Regions from separate parts of the Homo sapiens genome. Here region 2 is linked to region 1. Evidence: chromatin loops called from intact Hi-C (ENCODE). Cell type or tissue: OCI-LY7. All regions are shown on one strand. Links, peaks and the distances in the headings refer to the core of each region. The heading gives the core; the rest is flanking DNA.

Region 1 (9,247 bases), core at 547-8,546:
ATGTGACTCTCCTGCCGGGGCTCTACATTCATTGTTTTTGTGACATACGGCTGGGAATAATGTCTAGGTCATGTGACTGTCCTGCATGGACCCTGCCCACAGGGGTATTATGACACATTTTTTTAGTCATCTAGGTGATGTGACTCACTTCTGCCTGGGCCCTGCCAGAAAGAATGATAGTGACTTATCACTGAACCCAGCACTTAAGTGATGTGACTCTCCTCTTTTGCCTGGACCTTGCATGTTTTTGGTATTGTGACATATTGCTGGGCCCAACACCTAGGAAATGAGACATTTTTGCTTCAGCCCTGACTACAGGCAGCTTTCTGACATTACTCTGTATCCATCACATAGGGCATACGTCTCTCATCTCTTCTGCCTGCACCTGCCCACAGGGAAGATGGTGACATAACACAACAACTAGGTGATGTGTCTCCAGCCTGGGCCTAGCCCACCAGAAGTATTGTGACAGCTGGTTTCTGAGCCCAGTGATATGTTACAATGCTCCCTGTGGAGCCCCCTGTGACACCTGGTCTCAGAAACTAGGTGATGTGACTACTGCCCAAGCCCTGCTTTTAGAAAGGAATTGTGACTTATCACTGGCCAAATGTGACATGAGCCTCCTGCCTGGTCCTTGCTTTCAGAGAAGACCATGACATATCTCTGTTCCAGCACCCAGGTGATGTGATAATACTGCCTGGGCTCTCCCCTCAGGAAGTATCAAGACATATTTCTGGACCCAGCCCATAGGTGGTATGACTGTCCTCCACTACTTAGACTCTGCCCAAGAAGCGACTATGATGTATCAATATTCCCAGCACTTAGATGATGTAACTCTCTTATGCTTGGGCCCTGTTCACATAGTATATGAAACATATGTCTGGGTCCATCACCTAGTTGATGTGACTCTTCTGCATGGGCTCTGTCCATGGAGATATGAAATATTTTTTCATTCATCCCCTGCCATTTCTCTTTTGTGCCTCTTTTGCCTGGGCCTTGCCAAAAAGAGGATTATAATGTATCACTGGACCCAGAACCTAGGTGAGGTGACTCCTATTTTGCCTGGGGCTCACATATTTGGGTATTGTGATATAGGGGATGGATGGGAGGCACATGAGTGGGCTTTGCTCACAGAAGGCCTTGTGACATCTCAGCATTCATTACCTAGGAAATGTGACTATTGTCTTCCATTTGCACCCTGCTTACAGGGAAGATTGTGACATATTGCTGGACCTAGCAACCAGGTGATGTGTCTCTCTTGCCTGAACCCTGCCCACAGGGAGCATTGTAACATATCTCTGGGCTCAGCAGCCAAGGGATGTTACTATCCTTCCCGGTCCCTGCCCTCAAGTAATATTGTACAAATCTTTGGCCCAGCACCCGGGTGATGTGACTCCCCTGCTTATTACCTACCTGCACGTGGATTTGTTACACATAATGTTGTTCCAGCTCATAGGTGTGATGATGACTCTCATATATTGAACCAGCCAATAGTTGATACAGTCTCTCATAGCTAGGCTTAGAAAAATGGATAAGATTCTGGGTCTTCTGTTTTTATAAAGGTCAGAAAGGAGTATCACACTCTCACATATGGTATAAAGTCTTCAGGTTGTACACAGTGTGTCATTGCAGAGCCCAGTGCACAGGTGAGATTTACTTGTGTGTATGCACACCCTACTATCCATTAAAATTGTAATTCTCACAGACGGACAGACCCTACTTGTAATCTCACATATGGATGCAGTCCACATTTGGAATTGTCATATGTGAACATCCAGCCAGATATGGGATAGTAAAACATTTTTAAATGCAGCTCATAGAAAGGTGAGGGCTCTCCTATCTAGACACAGAAAATTAGGGAGATGTTGACTCTTATACCTGGGGTTAAGAACACAGATATGATTATAGGTTCATACCAGCACAAATGTCTTAGAATAGATTGTGACTCTCATGCAAAACATAAAGCCCTAGCATAGTACAGAGAGTGTCCTAACAGGGCCAAGCACACAGGTGAGATTACGACACTTGTATGCACACACTTTCAACAGTAAAGATTGTCCTGCACCCACATAAACAACCCGCTGTTGAGGTTCTGAACCTCACACACAAAGCCAGCTGAAATTTGGAAAATTGAATCATGTGGATCTGGCCCACAGCTGGGTTGGTGACTCTCAGATAAAGATTCAGCACTCTTGTGAGCCTCTGACTCCACTAGGGGAAAATAGTTCACAGGAGGGATTGAGGCTTTCAGACACAGATCTAGCCACCTTTAAGACTATGACTCACGAAATTAGACCCAAAATAGAGAAGGTATTGACTCTCATACCTAGAACCAGGACGTGTGTGGGATGTTTAATATAATCCCTAGACCTTGCAGGTGTGATTGTGACATACACCTTTTCCCAGCACCTAAGTGATTTGACCCTTCTGCCTGGGCCCTACAGATGGGATTGTGGCAAATGACTAAACCTAGCACCTGGATGATGTGAGCCTATAATTTTGTCTAAGCACTTTTCACAGAGAGAATTGTGAAATATTGCTGGCCCTAACACCCAGGTGAAGTGACTTTCCTCTATTGCTTGATCTCTCTGCCCAAGGACAGATTGTGATATATGACTGGGCCCAGCACCTAGGTAATGTGACTTCCTTCTCCTGCCTGGGCCCTGCATACATTGAGTATTGTGACATATGGCTGGGTCTAACACTTTCATGATGCAAATCTGCATGGGCCCGGCCTACAGAGGTATTAGAACATATCTGTTTATTCATCACCCAGGTGACGGAGAAGAGGTGGTGATTGATTTCACTCTCCTCTTCTGCCGGGGCCCTGCCAAAATCAGGGATTGTGACATATCTCTGATTTTGCATCTAGCATCTAGGTGATGAAACCTGGTAGCATCTAGCATGTAGGTGGACCTAGCATCTAGGTGATGAAACTCTTCTGTTTTCCCTGGGCCCCACATATTTTGGAGATTATTACACATATCTGGGACCCATACCTATGGGATGGGGTGCTTCTGCCTGGGCCCTGCCCACAAGGGACCTTGTAAAATATCTTTTTATTTATCACCTAGGAAATGTGACTCTCTCTTACCTGTATTCTGCCCATAGAAAATGTTGTGACATATTGCTGGGCCATGACACCAGGTGATTTGTCTTTCCTGCTAAGGCCATGCCCAGAAGGAGCATTTTGACATCACTGGACTTAGCATACAGGCAATATTAATACAGGAGTTAAATCAAAATTATTTTAGGGAGTTAGTAAGAGTAAGGGTTCTCAATGGAATTTTTCTTTAATAAAACAGGGCCCCAGAGCTATTTGTTTTCCTAAAAGAAAGCAGCCTAAAACGTGAAGCTGTAAGCATAGATCAGCAAGCTGGAAGCTTGCATATGCAAATGCCAGGAGCTATACTAAAAGCCAGGTACACCACACATGACAATTTTCCCTCCTTTTTCTGTCATCACGTGTGCAGGTGTCATGGCATCGGCCAGGTAGAGATTACATTTACATAATAAAAGATTAGGGTAGAAGGGACATTTTCTTTGTGGGCTATGTAAATGGCACACCTGGTCAAACCAATCTCCTGGGCCCTGTGTAAATCAATCACTGCCTCCTCAATCCAATCCTCTATAAAATTGAATCTATTCTGCCCCAAACTCAGAAACCCCCTTGGGTGACCCACTTTTTCTGAAAGAGGAAGCTCTGTCTCTCCCTTTCTTCTATTAAACTTTCTGCTTCTTAAACTCACTCCGTGTGTGCGTGTCCATGTCATTAATCTTCTCTGTATGAGACAAGAAACCTCAGGTATGTCCCCACAGAACAAAGCCACTTCATTTGGGGGCTCCTTCAGAATCAGAAATGGAATGATAGGTATAAACATCAAAGCAATAAGTATGGAAGTGAACCTCAGAATCTGTCCTTTAATTTTGAGGCTATGGGCCTTATTATAAAATCAAATCAAATTAATAATGGGCATCCAAACAGCCATTTAAAAATGTGATTAGCATGGCTACTGTTCTTGAAGACTCAAATGTGAGGGTTACTGGGGAGAGGATGAATCCCCTGCAATACACACATTGGCCATGCTTTAAACCAGTTTTCTTTCATGGAGGACCTAGCCATTACATGGGGCTGGGAGAGGTTTTGGAGCAACTGAAAATTTCGGGCCAGGGCATACCCTGGTGTTATCCAAAGGCTTCTGGACTAAAGCCAACTTCTGACCACTCATCCAGGTGTTAGCAAAGAGAATCTCCATCTATCCTGTTGCAAAATTTCTCCTTTTCTATCTGCAGTCACCATGTCTTTTCTCTGTGTATGAAATGTGCAGGAATTTTTACAATTCGGGGGAACAGTTCTGTTAGGAAAGATCGGCAAATGCCATACTAACCCAATACACGTCCTCCGTGAGTACATGGTATTTCTAAGCCAACAGCACCACCTAGTGGAAATAGAAATTATCTCCATGAGGCACATTGTCAGTCTTTTGCAATACACTGTAGCTTCCCAATTCTCCCTTTTTGCACCGCTAAAAATCAGGCTCTATGCCCTTCTGTGAATGGGAAAATGCTGCCTTTAACAATTAAGAGTAAAATGTCTTCCATAGCTAAATTTTAGTTTGAATACTGTCCTATCAGCAGGAAAAATGCCATTAGGTCCCTTGTGTTCTTTAAGGCACCTATTCTGTCTCTAATTAAAATAGTACTTAATTAGTAAGGGAACTTTACATCCAAAAGTTAACCAGAATCATTTTCTAAGGGTAAATGATTTAGCATGGGGCATAAGAGTAGAATACAGAGTTCCATCTAGCACAATCCCTCCATTAAATGAGCCTTGCCCAAAGGCAACTATTACATATTCTTTCCCAAAATCCATTTTTTGGGGTGGCACACAGATCACACAAGTCTAGAAAGTCAAAGGGAAATCACAAGTGGACAAATAAGGCTATATGGGTAATTGTGGCTAAAATCCATCACCTAGTTCATCTGGTTTCATGGCTTGGAGAGGTCACACCCACAACCATGAGTGACACATTTAACATGGTGACAGGACCCAGGAACCAAGGAGAGAAAAGAGTAGAGGTGACACTCCCACTGTTTTCCCCTTCACCCTTGGTCATACCAAAAAAAAGGGAGACTAAAAGGACCCTTTTATTCTCACTTTTTCTAGATGGGCAACAGACCAACTTCAGCTTGCAACCCTCTGGAGTGCATTCTGTAACACTGGAACTTCTTTAACCTCCGGACTTTGAAGAAGAAAGCAACCATTTTCTTTTGCACAAGGGCATGACATTTATACTACACCTTTGCAGGTAGTGTAAGATCAACCCAGCTTTTTAAAAAGTCATATCAGGCAGGCTTATAGAAAATGATTCACCAGAATTAGAAAAGCAAGTTCCAGGGAAGCCATTTGAGAATCCCCCTTATTTAGAGCCATCTCAAGTTCTCTTATTACAAGACCTTAGCCAAATAAAGGAAGACTTAGGCTGATTTTCTGACAACCCCCAATAGGTATATAGAAGCTTTCCAAAATTTGACTCAGGTGTTTCACCTCACATAGAAGGATGTTGTGCTGCTCCTAAACCAAACCCTAACTGCAGCTGAAAAGCAGGCAGCTCTACAGGCAGCAGAGAATTGCAGAAATGAACAATATGTCGCCTATAATGCACCAAAATTTAAAAAGGAGAAAGTGAAGAAATAACAGAAACACCATTCCCAATAGGAAGGGAAGCAGTTCCTCTTTACAACCCTGGTTGGAACTCCAATAGCTCTGCAGATAAATGGAAAAAAAAAAAAACACTTTAATATGCATATTAGAGGGTTTATGAATAGGGACAAATCTCTTACTCTAAACTGTCCATGAGGACAAATCTCTTACTCTAAACTGTCCATGATAGACCAAATGCCAGAAAAGAGTCTTGCAGCCTTTATGAAAAGGCAGAGAGAGGCACTAATAGAGCATATCTCCTTTTCTTCTGATCCAATCAACAAATAGTGCATTCTAAAGGACAGGTTTATTACGCACGAAGCTCTCGATATTTTTTTTTTTTTTTTTTTTTTTGAGACGGAGTCTCGCTCTGTGGCTCAGGCTGGAGTGCAGTGGTGCGATCTCAGCTCACTGCAAGCTCTGCCTCGGGATTCACGCCATTCTCCTGCCTCAGCCTCCCGAGTAGCTGGGACTACAGGCGCCCGCCACTGCACCCAGCTAATTTTTTGTATTTTTAGTAGAGACAGGGTTTCACCATGGTCTCCATCTCCTGACCTCGTGATCCGCCCGCCTCGGCCTCCCAAAGTGCTGGGATTACAGGCGTGAGCCACCGCGCCAGGCCAAGCTCTTGATATTAAAAAAGAAACTACAAAAGCAGGCTATAGAATCAGATAGCACCTTAGAGAACCTCCTGAAGGTAGCCACTTCAGCCTTTTATAATAGGGACCAGGAGAAAACCCAAGAGAAAGCGAGGAAACTCAGGAGAAGGACAAAGGCTCTAGTAGTTGCTTTGCAAGCCTGCAATGTCCAGGATTTCCAAGGTTCATCTGCTCATTGCTATCAGTCTGGCAAGTCAGGGTACTTTAAGAAGCAGTGCCCAAGCATCAAGAAGAAGCCACCTCAACCCTCTGCAGGCTGTGGCAGAGACACTAGAGAGCAAACTGCCCCCAGAGATGAGGTCACTAGATTCAGAACCAGTCTCACAGATCGTTTGGCAGGAATAATGGGTCCTAGGGACCCAACCCCCAGCTCCAGCAGCTCAAACTGCCATTATAGCCTAGGATCCCAAGGTGATTCTGGAAATTAAAAGAAGGAAGATAATCATCCTTCTAAACAATAGAGCCAGTCTCCCTCTTTTCTGTTCTCTAATTCAGGTCTCCCCTCTTCCTGTAGCCACTGCCATGGTGGCTCTACTACTTAGAAAAGTCTCCAAATTAACCCTGGAAATTATAATCATAATTCTCTTTAATTATACTAGAGAATTTAACTTACACCCCACACAACATGACACAATTACTGTCCTCTAGGGGGACCTCTTAGGTAACAAATAGCCAGTAAAGCAAAAAATACATAAGGCAAGATACTCAGTAGTCACTCTAAACAACGTTATTAAAAGTGTGTCTCTCTCCCCAGCACAAACGCTCAATTAGCTGAACTGATAGCTCTTACAAGAGGACTTGAATTAAACAAAGGAAAGGTAGCTAACATTTACACAGACTAAAAGTATGCTTTCTTGGTTCTTCATGCTCATGCTGCCATTTGGAAGAAAATACATTTTCTTACCGCTAATGGATCTCTTTTAAAGTATCACCAGAAAATTATTCTCCGTTTTTCTTCCATGAAAAATAGCAATGATGCATTGTAAGGGACATCAAAAGGGAACAGATGAAGTAGCCGAAGGAAATACGTTAGCTAATCAGGCAATTAAGTCAGCAGCAAGGAAGCCTTGAGGCATCAACACACTTCAAGCCCCTCTAACCTGGGAAGGCTCCATAAGAGAAATTAAGCCTCAGTACTCCCCTGCAGAAATAGAATGGGCCACTTTTCGAGGGTATATTTTTAGACCTCAGGATGGCTACAATCAGAGGATGGCAAACTCCATTCGCCAGCCTTCAGCCAAAGGAAAATCCTTAGAATCTTTCACCAAGTTTTTCACTTAAGAAAGGATAAAACTTATCACTATGCCCAGAGATTGTTTTCAGAAGAGAACTTACTAAAAACAGTCAAATAGGTTGTTAATTCCTGTGAAGTCTGTCTTAAAAATAATCCACTGAACAGGTGGCTCCTTCCTCCTAAAACCCAAAAAATAAGAAGCTATCCAGGGGGAGGACTGGCTGATAGACTTCACCCGCATGCCAAAGACAAAGGGTATCCAATACCTTCTGTTTTGGGTATATACTTTTACTAACTGGGTGGAAGCATTTCCATGCCATACAGAAAAGACCTCTGAGGTAATAAAAGTGTTAATTAATAAAATAACTCCAGCCAGGCGCGGTGGCTCAGGCCTGTAGTCCCAGCACTTTGGGAGGCCGAGGCGAGCGGATCACGAGTTCAGGAGTTCGAGACCAGCCTGGCCAACATGGTGAAACTTCGTCACTACTAAAAATACAAAAAAATTAGGCATGGTGGTGCACACCTGTAATCCTAGCTATTCAGGAGGCTGAGGCAGGAGAATTGCTTGAACCTGGGAGGCGGAGGTTGCAGTGAGCTGAGATCATGCCACTGCACTCCAGCCTGGGTGACAAAGCGAGACTCTGTTTCAGAAAAAGATAAACAAACAAAAAAAACCCCTGCTTTGGTCTACCTAAATACCTTCAAAGTGACAATGGCCCCTCATTTAAGGCAGCTGTCACATGGGAGTCTCAAATGTGCTAGGCACAGAATATGGTCTCCATTGTGCTTAAAAATCCCAATTCTCAGTAAAGGTATAGAACAAATGATATTATCAAGAGACACCTTAAAAAACTTGTCACTCTTCTTCCCATGGCCTTACTATGGGTAAGAAATATGCCTTCCAAGTTAGGTGTAACCTGGGTGCGGTGGCTCAGGCCTGTAATCCTAGCACTTTGGGAGGCCGAGGCTGGTGGATCACAAGGTCAGGAGATCAAGACCATCCTGGCTAATACGTTGAAACCCCATCTCTACTAAAAATATAAAAACAAAATAAGCTGGGTGTGGTGGCGGGCGCCTGTAGTCCCAGTTACTAGGGAGGCTGAGGTGGGAGAATGGCATGAACCCAGGAGGCAGAACTTACAGTGAACCGAGATCGCGGCACTGCACTCCAGCCTGGGAGACAGAGTGGGACTCTGTCTCAAACAAACAAACAAAAACAAAGTTAGGTCTAAGCTCTATAAATGGCCTTTTCTTACCAACGATTTTTCTATTAAAGCAGAAAACCTAATTTGGTTAAGTATGTAACCTCTCTAGCTCACTTCCAACAAAAATTAACACAACTAGCAGTAGCCCAACCCTAAGAAATAAGACCACCTTCATTTAACCCAGGAGATTTGCTATCAGTAAATCTCATGCCTCTCTCTCTCTTTCCCTAAGCCCAAGCTGGGAAGGGCCCTACACTGTTTTTTTTCAACCCCCTCTTCCCTTGGCAATAAAAGTTACAGGTATTTGCTGGGCGTGGTGGCTTATGACTGTAATCCCAGCACTTTGGGAGGCCAAGGTGGGCGGATCACCTGAGGCCAGGAGTTTGAGACAAGCCTGGCCAACATGGTGAAACCTCATCTCTACTAAAAATACAAAAATTAGCTG
Region 2 (9,247 bases), core at 674-8,673, 1.6 Mb before region 1:
TCAGTCACTTAAAATGATGACTTGCAGATGCAATTAATACTTGAGCACTATGAGAATACATTATTCACCAAAATAATTTTAATTGATGATTTTATCACTTGATCATCTTTGACTGAATCACTTACTTCACTGAGAGTTACAAACAGTAATTTTCTAATTCTTACATTTCTTACACTTAACTCACATTATTTTGTGAAAAGCTGTCCCTCATCAACTAAGAAAGGCAGGCTAATCATTTAATTATTTCAATTTAATTATTGTCATTTTTCTTTTTTATTTTTTTATTTAGAGTATCATTACACACTCATGGATTTTACTTTATTCAATGTTTACAATATGTTAAATTCACTCTTGAAATTCAAACTGATTTAAATTGCACAACTGTAAGGCCCTTCAAGCTAGCACTTGTTTACAATGATACAGCCTTATTTGTCGTTGACCATTTCCTTACTTTGTGGTAAAATGAGTTCTCCCAGGCTCATCTTGTATTTTTTCTGCCCAGAATTAGAGTCAGCCAATTCTAGGTTAAGGAAGACCAAAGGGTTCTTGTCCTCTTGAGTGGAGAATGATATTAAGAAGCCCTGCTTTGTGCGCTAGATGTGCTCATTGCTTCCTGAAAGACATTGCTTTGAAGATTTTTCAGTAGACATAGCTAGTAAATATATTTATTTTTGAAAGCTTTATAGTGTATTTTATTATCTAATTGGTTAGCCCCCTCTTTTCTTTCTCAGAATATTCTCTGCTATTTTTACATATAAATATACATTTCAAATCAATTTAGCTAATTCCAGAAAAACTTCCTACTGGTCCTCCTATTTAGATCATGTTACCACCATACACACACACACACACACACACACACACACACACACACGACACACACAATCCTGGGAACAACAGCCCTCTTTATGATGCTACCACATCATATTGAGGATCATCAATCACATTCATTTAGTTTCTTCTCAAAATTCATGGATTTTAGTGATGGATTACAAAGCTTTTATCTCAGGCCTTACCTTCTTTTGAGCCTATGCAACATTAGCTCTGTTGAATAATACTTACATACACACACACACACACCATACACTTTTTCTGAGTTTCAGTGGCTATCATCTTAACTCTATTTTTCTGCCTTTTATCAGCCCCTTTTACATCCACTAAAAAAAAATGCAGATGTTCCCAAATTTCTACTTGTGCAGGACTTATTCCCACTTAAGAGTTTCAATGTAGATGATACTGTCATATCTCCTTCTAATCTTAAATGTCTTCCCAGCTCTAGACCTGAATTTCCATTGCACATTGGTCATTTAATCCAGAAGTTAACGTCAGAACTTCAAATTACTATGTTCAAAACTGAATCATTTTCCCACCTCCAACCAAATCAGGCTCTCCTCTAGATATTTCTTTCTCTTGTTTTGTTTTATACCACCTGTTTTCAAGATATCCAGATTCCAAAATTCAAAGGCAGCATTTAACCCTCCTTATACTTTGACCTCTAAATCCACTGATTTTATCAACTTGTGGACTTATGATCAAGTCTTCAAAATCCATCTCATCATGTTCATTCACACTGTTTCCACTATAGTTTATGTTTCCCATTCTGCATTGAAAATATTCACTTTTTCAAGTTCCAAGGAAACTAATGATGGAAGACTTTCTTACACATCTGAAGAGGCAACTAAGCACAGAATCTTCAAATAATATGTTACACTTATATGCGTTTTTTTACTAACAAACATAAAATGAGCTTGAAAAATGTCACATCCAAATACGTGTAACAGTAAAATTGTGAGGTGGTATGATGTTGACGGTGAGATGTTGGTAGACAGACAAGAAAGACACCTATATTTATAGAGCTCTGTGTTATGAAATAATTAACTGTTCAGTTTTCCTTGCACAAAAGACTAATTTTCCACATCACACTGCAAAACTTCAAGAGTAGAGATTACATTTTGTACTCAGTAAGTAAATGTTCAATGTGTTTCCCAAGCTCTGTGCAAAGCAACTAAGGACAGAGAACCATCTCTTCTGACCCAACCACAGAACGACAGTGGTAACTCACAAATGTGATGCCATGCATTGGCTCTCTTCAGAAAACCTGTCTTGGAGAGACATGTGATGACATGGTCACAGGAAGGTCCTTTCACGACCAGTTAAGAGTATCTATGTGGGACAATTTTCTTTTGTTTCTGCTCAAAGCACCCACTAGTGGTAAGCACTCACTGTTGAAAACTTGCCAAACTACAGACATTTTAAGTAATGTCTCAAGAATAAATAAATAGCAGTTGTTTTATATTAGGAAAAACAAAAGAAACAAAAAAATCCTCTCCGCAAATGAAGCATCCCTGTATAGAAGAAAAAACATGAGGTGTCAGTTAAGACTTCTTGTATGTCAGATTTCCCTTTACCACCTGTGGAGCTCTGAGCTCCAAGTCTCAGTTTCCTCCAACATATAAAATAATATTATTATCTAATCATGGAGGGGAAGTACAAATGGAATTGCATTCATTTGACACATCAGTTTCTTTCCCTGTCATCTTGATTTAGTGAAAAAATAGCTGTTCCTTACTCGCACCTGTTAATAATTTCTGAAATGACTCAGAAATGTGTTGCCCCTCTTATTATTTAGCATATGGCTATCAAAAGGTGTATAAAAATTTTCTCTAAACACATGGATTATGTATGAATGCAATTAATTCCCACTCTGAAGTTTGGGGAAGAATTCAACCATATTATTCTAAGCAAAAACTATATTAGTGAGTTAAATGGAATTTTACCAAACATATTTCTGCACAGCAAATCTCTAGTGTTTTGTGATATAAGAGCACTTGGGGATGCATGCTATTGTATCTTCCAGAAGACCAGTGCAAGACTTCCATGCTCTACTCCAGAATTTTCCTCTCTATTTAGATTTTTACATGGTCAAATAAATAACTCTTGAAGTCTTGACCCCAACTGAGAAATCTGCAAAGACAGTCCAGAAAATATAAATCCTAAATACTAACCGAAGTCCTCTGACTGCCATCTCTGTGGCTACAAATGGATAGAAAAAGACATTAAACTAATGCCTCTTTATTTTCCAGGACTCAGTCCCAGGAAAATAGCAAGATAATTCAAAACTAACAAACAAAAATCTTTTTAAATGTACGGAAGAATTTAGAAAAACACAAAGTCAATTTGCCACAAGGTAAGTTTGATATTTAACATAAGTCTAACAAAAGAAAACAAAATTCCCAATGTATTATCAAAAATCTTAAAGCAATGAGGATAAACAAAACTATTAAAGTTGGCAACAGCTGTGTTAGATCTATGTAGTCTGCAGATCAAAATTTAATAATAAAAGGAAGGGTGATGACACATAAAATTATGTAAACTTGTTAACAGTGTAACTTGCTATTGATACATTCAGAAATCAGGTATTACTTACATGTTATTGAATATTGTTTTCAAAATCATGATGTAGCAAAACAAACTGTTTTTATTGCCAATAAAATGAAAGTTTATGTTGCCTGCCAATTACTGAAGAGAAATTTATTAAATCAAAGAATCATACTGAATTATGAAAATGGGATCTTTACAAGCATTTGTACAAGTCACTGGCAGTAGTAGATAGTAGTACTAATAAGAGAATAATAACAATAACTGCAGATCGATACAGACCTTTTTAAACATAATATTATTTACTTTCTGGAAGTCCATAAAAATTTGAAGAATAAAATTAATCATTACTTCAGGTTTTCATAGCAAAACACAGAGTTTTCATAATGACAGTATGATAAAAGAAGTAAAGAAATAACTATTTTTTAAAGTCTCAGCTAATCATCATTTAAAAATAAAGATTTCATGGCTGATAAAATTATCTGTACACCAAACCCCTGTGACATGCAATTTAGCCATGTAACAAAACTGTACATGTACCCCTTCAAACTAAAAGTTGGAAAGAAAAAATAAAAATAAACAAATAAAATAAAAATAAAAGTTTCAAAAGTCAGAGAGAAAAATCAATTGTAATTGAAATATTTTTATCAAATTTGTTCTTATTATTCAAACTATCTTATATATCCACTTCTCTTCTACTTCCATAACGGAGCTTTTTGAAGACTTGAAATATAGTTATATCAATGAATGCCCAGGTTAATTAGTTGCTTACACTATCAGTAAACAGTAAACAAAACATGACCACATTCTTACTGGGATAGAGTTGCAAAAATGCAACAGACATATACTTCTCACTGGAATTTCTATATACTTATTACTGGCTCTTAAAATAAGTAAATATTGCATTTAAGAAACAGCTATCCAAATATTTCACATTTCTTTTAACTAGGAAGAAAATATTTAGCATATCAAATTATTTTTCTAATTAACAATTTATGTATTCTGAAGACATCATTTTTTTGTATTGTTATAGTAGCTGTTTTAATCACTAGACTTTCATACAAATTAGAGAAAATAAACCAACTACCATTTTTAAGAAAGGTAACACATCTATTATGGCTAAGGATGTGTCTTTATAATTGTATGTTTGGAACTTTTCCCCCTTGTATATACACCACCACGGTGTGGCTATTTGATGCATGTTAAGAAAAAAATCAGGGTGCTACTTGATTGTTTATGACCATGAAAAATAAATATAAAAAATAAGTGTTAATCTTCAATGATGAAAAGTTATTCATTTAGATATTCTTGGACAGACCACACACTCAAGACAGAATTCCAAATAGAACTTTCTTTCTTTATATCAAGACTGAGACAGACATTGCAAAATTAATTTAGTAATCCAAGATTTTAAACAATACCTATATTTTAGCATCCCATAGAAAGTTCTAGAAAATTTAGCAGGTTTTCAGTTTGTGATTATTTCTTTGTCACAGTTTAAATAGTAAACTGTTTGAGGTCAGAGAGTGATCCAATGCCAATTCACTTTGTGGGTCTTCTTTCCTTCCGTCCCCATCGTTATCTTGGAAACCCTCTCTCCTTACAAAATAGAAACTTTTTTCCCTCCTTCTCTCTCAGTAAGCAGTTGAAAAGATCTGCACAATTAAATTGATCTAAATCCCTGTGGGTTGCTTGGTGAATGAAAAAATAAATTTTTTCCATGAGAAGCCAGTAGGTGGTGCTAAATCTAGGATACTACCTTCAACAATTTTAAACCAAAAACTAAACAAGTGGCCAGTTTAAGAGTTGTAGAATTCCCAGTATGATTCACACAGGAAGAAATCTGAAAATTTTGAATGTAATAGAAATGTAATAAAAGTATACAATATAATTAAAGATGAATCTTAAATAAATGAAAACATAGATATCTAAATGTTCTTAGAATGATCTTAAGTTACAGAAATTAAAGCACAGCTACCTCTCTGTCCTCACATTAAAATCGTCTTCGGTCCCATTAATGATTTCAATCTCATTGGGAAATATGTCCAATTGCCCATGTTTAAGGCCATCTGGGATCTTGAAGATCTTTATATCAGATACAACCACATTAATATTCTACGATAGAATCTTGCTAATAGGATTATAAGCAGTCAAAAAGGTTAGGAAGAAATCATCTGAGAAAGTCACTCCCTAATATTAAGAGGATCAATTAGCCAGGCATATTTGGGGATAGAGGATACTGTGCAGTAACCAGGGGCTTATGAAGAAAAGAGGCGGGGGGCAGGATTTATTTATTTTGGTTAGGGAGGCATTGTGGACTTCCAAATAAAGGTTCCAGAAAAGGACTTCTTAACTTCTGTTAATACAAAGTAAATGACTTTATCATCCTCAAAGCTTTTCTTGGCTCCCCACTGACTGATTTCTTGGCTATCAAAAAATAGGTTAAACCTGTTTAATGTGTTTTCACCTGAGAATTAATACAAACTTGGCCTGTGGTGGGACCAAGTTCAGAGGCCTTTCACATATCTCTAGTGATCTCTTAGGGCCTCAAAGTTGGAAGGAACTTTTGCAGGAAGTAAGGTCCCTGGATGTATTTTAAGTGAGAGCTGGCATTTACTCCCCAGCTAAGAGCATATAGTCCTATCCACTGAGACATCTTTGTTCAATCTCTGAGCTGACATCCCAAAGTCAATATCTTCTTTTACTTAAGCCATAGAAAAATGGAGAAATAGTGGACCAACATTGCATATAGGGTCTCCTCCTCTAGAAACTTCTAGCCAGTAAGGATGTGTGGGTTAAGGAGCATGCCCTGGCACATATTGGGCAGCTTTCTACAGGGTAGGTTATACTGATGCTATACATTTTAATGCTGAGACTTGAACTCTGAGAATAAAAGGATCAGATTTGACTCTGTGAAAATCTGGTCATAAAAAAAAGAAGAATTCAGCCAGGCCTGGTGACTCACGCCTGTAATCTTAACACTTTGGGAGGCCGAGGCAGGTGGATTGCTTGAGCCCCAGGAGTTGGAGACTAGCCTGGGCAACTTGGCAAAACCCCGTCTCTACAAAAAAATAAAAAAATAGCTGGATGTGGTGGCAGGCACCTGTAGTCCTAGCTACTCACGAGGCCGAGGTGGGAGGATCACCTGATCCCAGGAAGTCAAGGCTGCAGCGAGCCGTGATTGTGCCACTGCACTCCAGTGTGGGTAATAGAGTGAGATGCAGTCTCAAAATAAAACAAAATAAAATGAAAAACCATGAATTCCATTTTTAACATTGTTACAAGATTTTAAAAATTATGTTTCATATTGAGTATTTTTTGGTAGTTTGTAGTTTTCAAGGAATTGGTCCATTTCATCCAACTTCTTGGGATTATATACGTAGAGTTGCTTAGTATTTCCTTACTATCCTTTTATTAGGTTTTTTTTTTTTGGTTGTTTGTTTTTTGAGATGGAGTCTTGCTCTGTCACCCAGGCTGGAGCGCAATGGCACAATTTTAGCTCACTGCAACCTGTGCCTCCCTGGTTCAAGTGATTCTAGTGCCTTGGCCTCCTGAGTACCTGAGATTACAGGTGCCCGCCACCACGTTTGACTAATTTTTGTTTTTGTTTGTTTGTTTGTTTTTTGTTTTGAGACAGAGTCTTGCTTTGTCTCCAAGGGGGGAGTCCAGTGACCGATCTTGGCTCACTGCAACCTCCACCTCCCGGGTTCAAGTGATTCTCCTGCCTCAGCCTCCCGAGTAGCTGGGACTACAGGAACCCACCACCACGCCCGGCTAATTTTTTGTATTTTTGTAGAGATGAGGTTTCACTGTGTTAGCCAGGATGGTCTCGATCTCCTGACCTCATGATCCACCTGCCTCGCCCTCCCAAAGTACTGGAATTACAGGCATGAGCCATCATGCCAGGCCTAATTTTTGTATTTTTAGTAGAGACAGAATTTCACCATGTTGCCCAGGCTGGTCTTGAACCCCTGACCTCAGGTGATCTACCCTCCTCGGCCTCCCAAAGTGCCAGGATTACAGGCATGAGCCACTGCACCCAGCCTTGTTTTGTTGTTTTGTTTTGTTTTGAGGTTTTGAGACGGAGTTTGGCTCTTGTCACACAGGCTGGAGTGCCCTGTCACAATCTCAGCTCACTCCAGCCTCCCCCTCCCAGGTTCAAGCGATTCTCCTGCCTCAGCCTCCTAAGTAGCTGGGATTACAAGCATGAGCCACCATGCCTGGCCCTCTTTTTTTAAGACAGAGTCTCACTCTGTTGCCCAGGCTGGTGTGCAGTGACATGATCTCAGCTCACTGCAGCCTCTGCCTCCCGGACTCAAGTGATCCTCCCACCTCAGCCTCCCTAGTAGCTGGGACCAAAAGCATGTACCACCACGTCTGGCTAATTGTTGTACTTTTATTTATTTATTTATTTATTTATTTATTTATTTATTTATTGTTGCACGAGGGGGCAGGTGGCAAGGTGCCACACCTGAGTGGGGTTGGCCAGATTTTTCTCCAATCGCGAACCTCAGTGGTGCAATGGGAGATGAACACGGGAAGGCTATGGCCTCACGGGCCCTGTGACATTATGGCAGGATCCAGGGAAGGGAAGCAAAGCAAAGTAACAGGCAGCAGACTGTGGCAAGAATATGGAATGCATCACAAATTTGCATGTCATCCTTGTGCAGGGGCCATGCTAATGTTCACTGTATAGTTCCAATTTGAGTATATGTGCTTCCAAAGTGAGCACAATTTTTGTGCTTTTTGTAGAGACAGGGTCTTGCTATGTCACCCAGACTGGTCACAAACTCCTGAACTGAAGTGATTCTACCACCTTGGCTTCCCAGAGTGCTGGGATTACAGGCATGAGCCACAGTACCTAGCCTCAAATGGAAAATTTAAAACAAAAATACAATAACAAAAATTTAAAACTCACTAGATGGACTCAATTAATGCTATGAAGAGGAGGAAGAGTCAGGAGACAAGGGTGGATTGATAGAAAGCACTCAAACTGGCCAGGCATGGTGGCTCATGCCTGCAATCCCAGCACTGTGGGAGGCTGAGGTGGGTGGATCATTTGAGGTCAGAAATTTGAGACCAGCCTGGCCAACATGGCGAAACCCCGTCTTTACTAAAAATACAAAATTAGCCAGGCATGGTGACACATGCCTGTAATCCCAGCTACTCAGGAGGCTGAGGCAGGAGAATTGCTTCAACCCGGGAGGCGGAGGTTGTGGTGAGCTGAGATCGCACCATTGTACTCCAGCCTGGGCAACAAGAGCAAAACTCTGTCTCCAAAAAAAAAGAAAATAGTACCTAAACTGACCCTTGACAGGGAGGCTCACGTGTGTAATCCCAGCACTTCAGGAGGCGTACGTGGGTGGATCACCTGAGGTCAGGAGTTTGAGACCAGCCTGGCCAAGATGGTGAAATCCCATTTCTATTAAAAATAGAAAAATAAGCTGGGTGTGGTGGTGTGTGCCTGTAATCCCAGCTTCTCAGCTATGCGGGAGGCTGAGGCAGAAGAATCATTTGAACCAGAAAGTCAGAGTTTGCAGTGAGCTGGGATTGCACCACTGCACTCCAGCCTGGTGACAAAGTGAGACTCCGTCTCAAAAAAAAAAAAAAGCCAGGCACAGTGGTGAGTGCCTGTAATCCCAGCTACTTGGGAGGCTGAGGCAGGGGAATCACTTGAATCCAGGAGGCAGAAGTGGAGGTTGCAGTGAGCCGAGATCACACTACTGCATTCCAGCCTGGGTGACATAGTAAGACGCTGTCTCAAAAAAAAAAAAAGGAGGCTGGTGGCTACTGGGGAACACACCTCAGGGGATACTGCGGTGGCTGCTGCTTCACTCATTCCTTCCTTCATTCTTTTTGTATCTTTGGA

Evidence for each region. A loop is a pair of places that touch in the nucleus more often than their neighbours do. Peaks named below come from ENCODE experiments on the same cell type or tissue, not always from the same donor. Only the 100,000 strongest peaks of a DNase experiment are listed, where the experiment ranks them.
Region 2: a loop joins it to region 1, with 20 times the contacts of the local background. A loop is called at or near these places in 29 of 110 quality-filtered maps.

The regions. Positions count from the first base shown.
Region 1 is chr7:64,614,843-64,624,089 of GRCh38, forward strand. It overlaps LOC100128885 (a long non-coding RNA gene), which reads left to right. Exons shown (of 3, transcript NR_077227.1): 3 at 1-3,747. Among named protein-coding and RNA genes, the nearest start is that of ZNF107, 47 kb to the right of the region's middle. In OCI-LY7, for the core only: CTCF peaks have their summits at 4,449 (motif pointing left), 4,651, 7,020 (motif pointing right) and 7,230; DNase peaks (open chromatin) are centred at 4,419 and 5,069.
Region 2 is chr7:63,003,460-63,012,706 of GRCh38, forward strand. It overlaps the pseudogene RNU6-417P. Among named protein-coding and RNA genes, the nearest start is that of LINC03075, 350 kb to the right of the region's middle. In OCI-LY7, for the core only: a CTCF peak has its summit at 5,123 (motif pointing right); no DNase peak of the experiment used is centred there.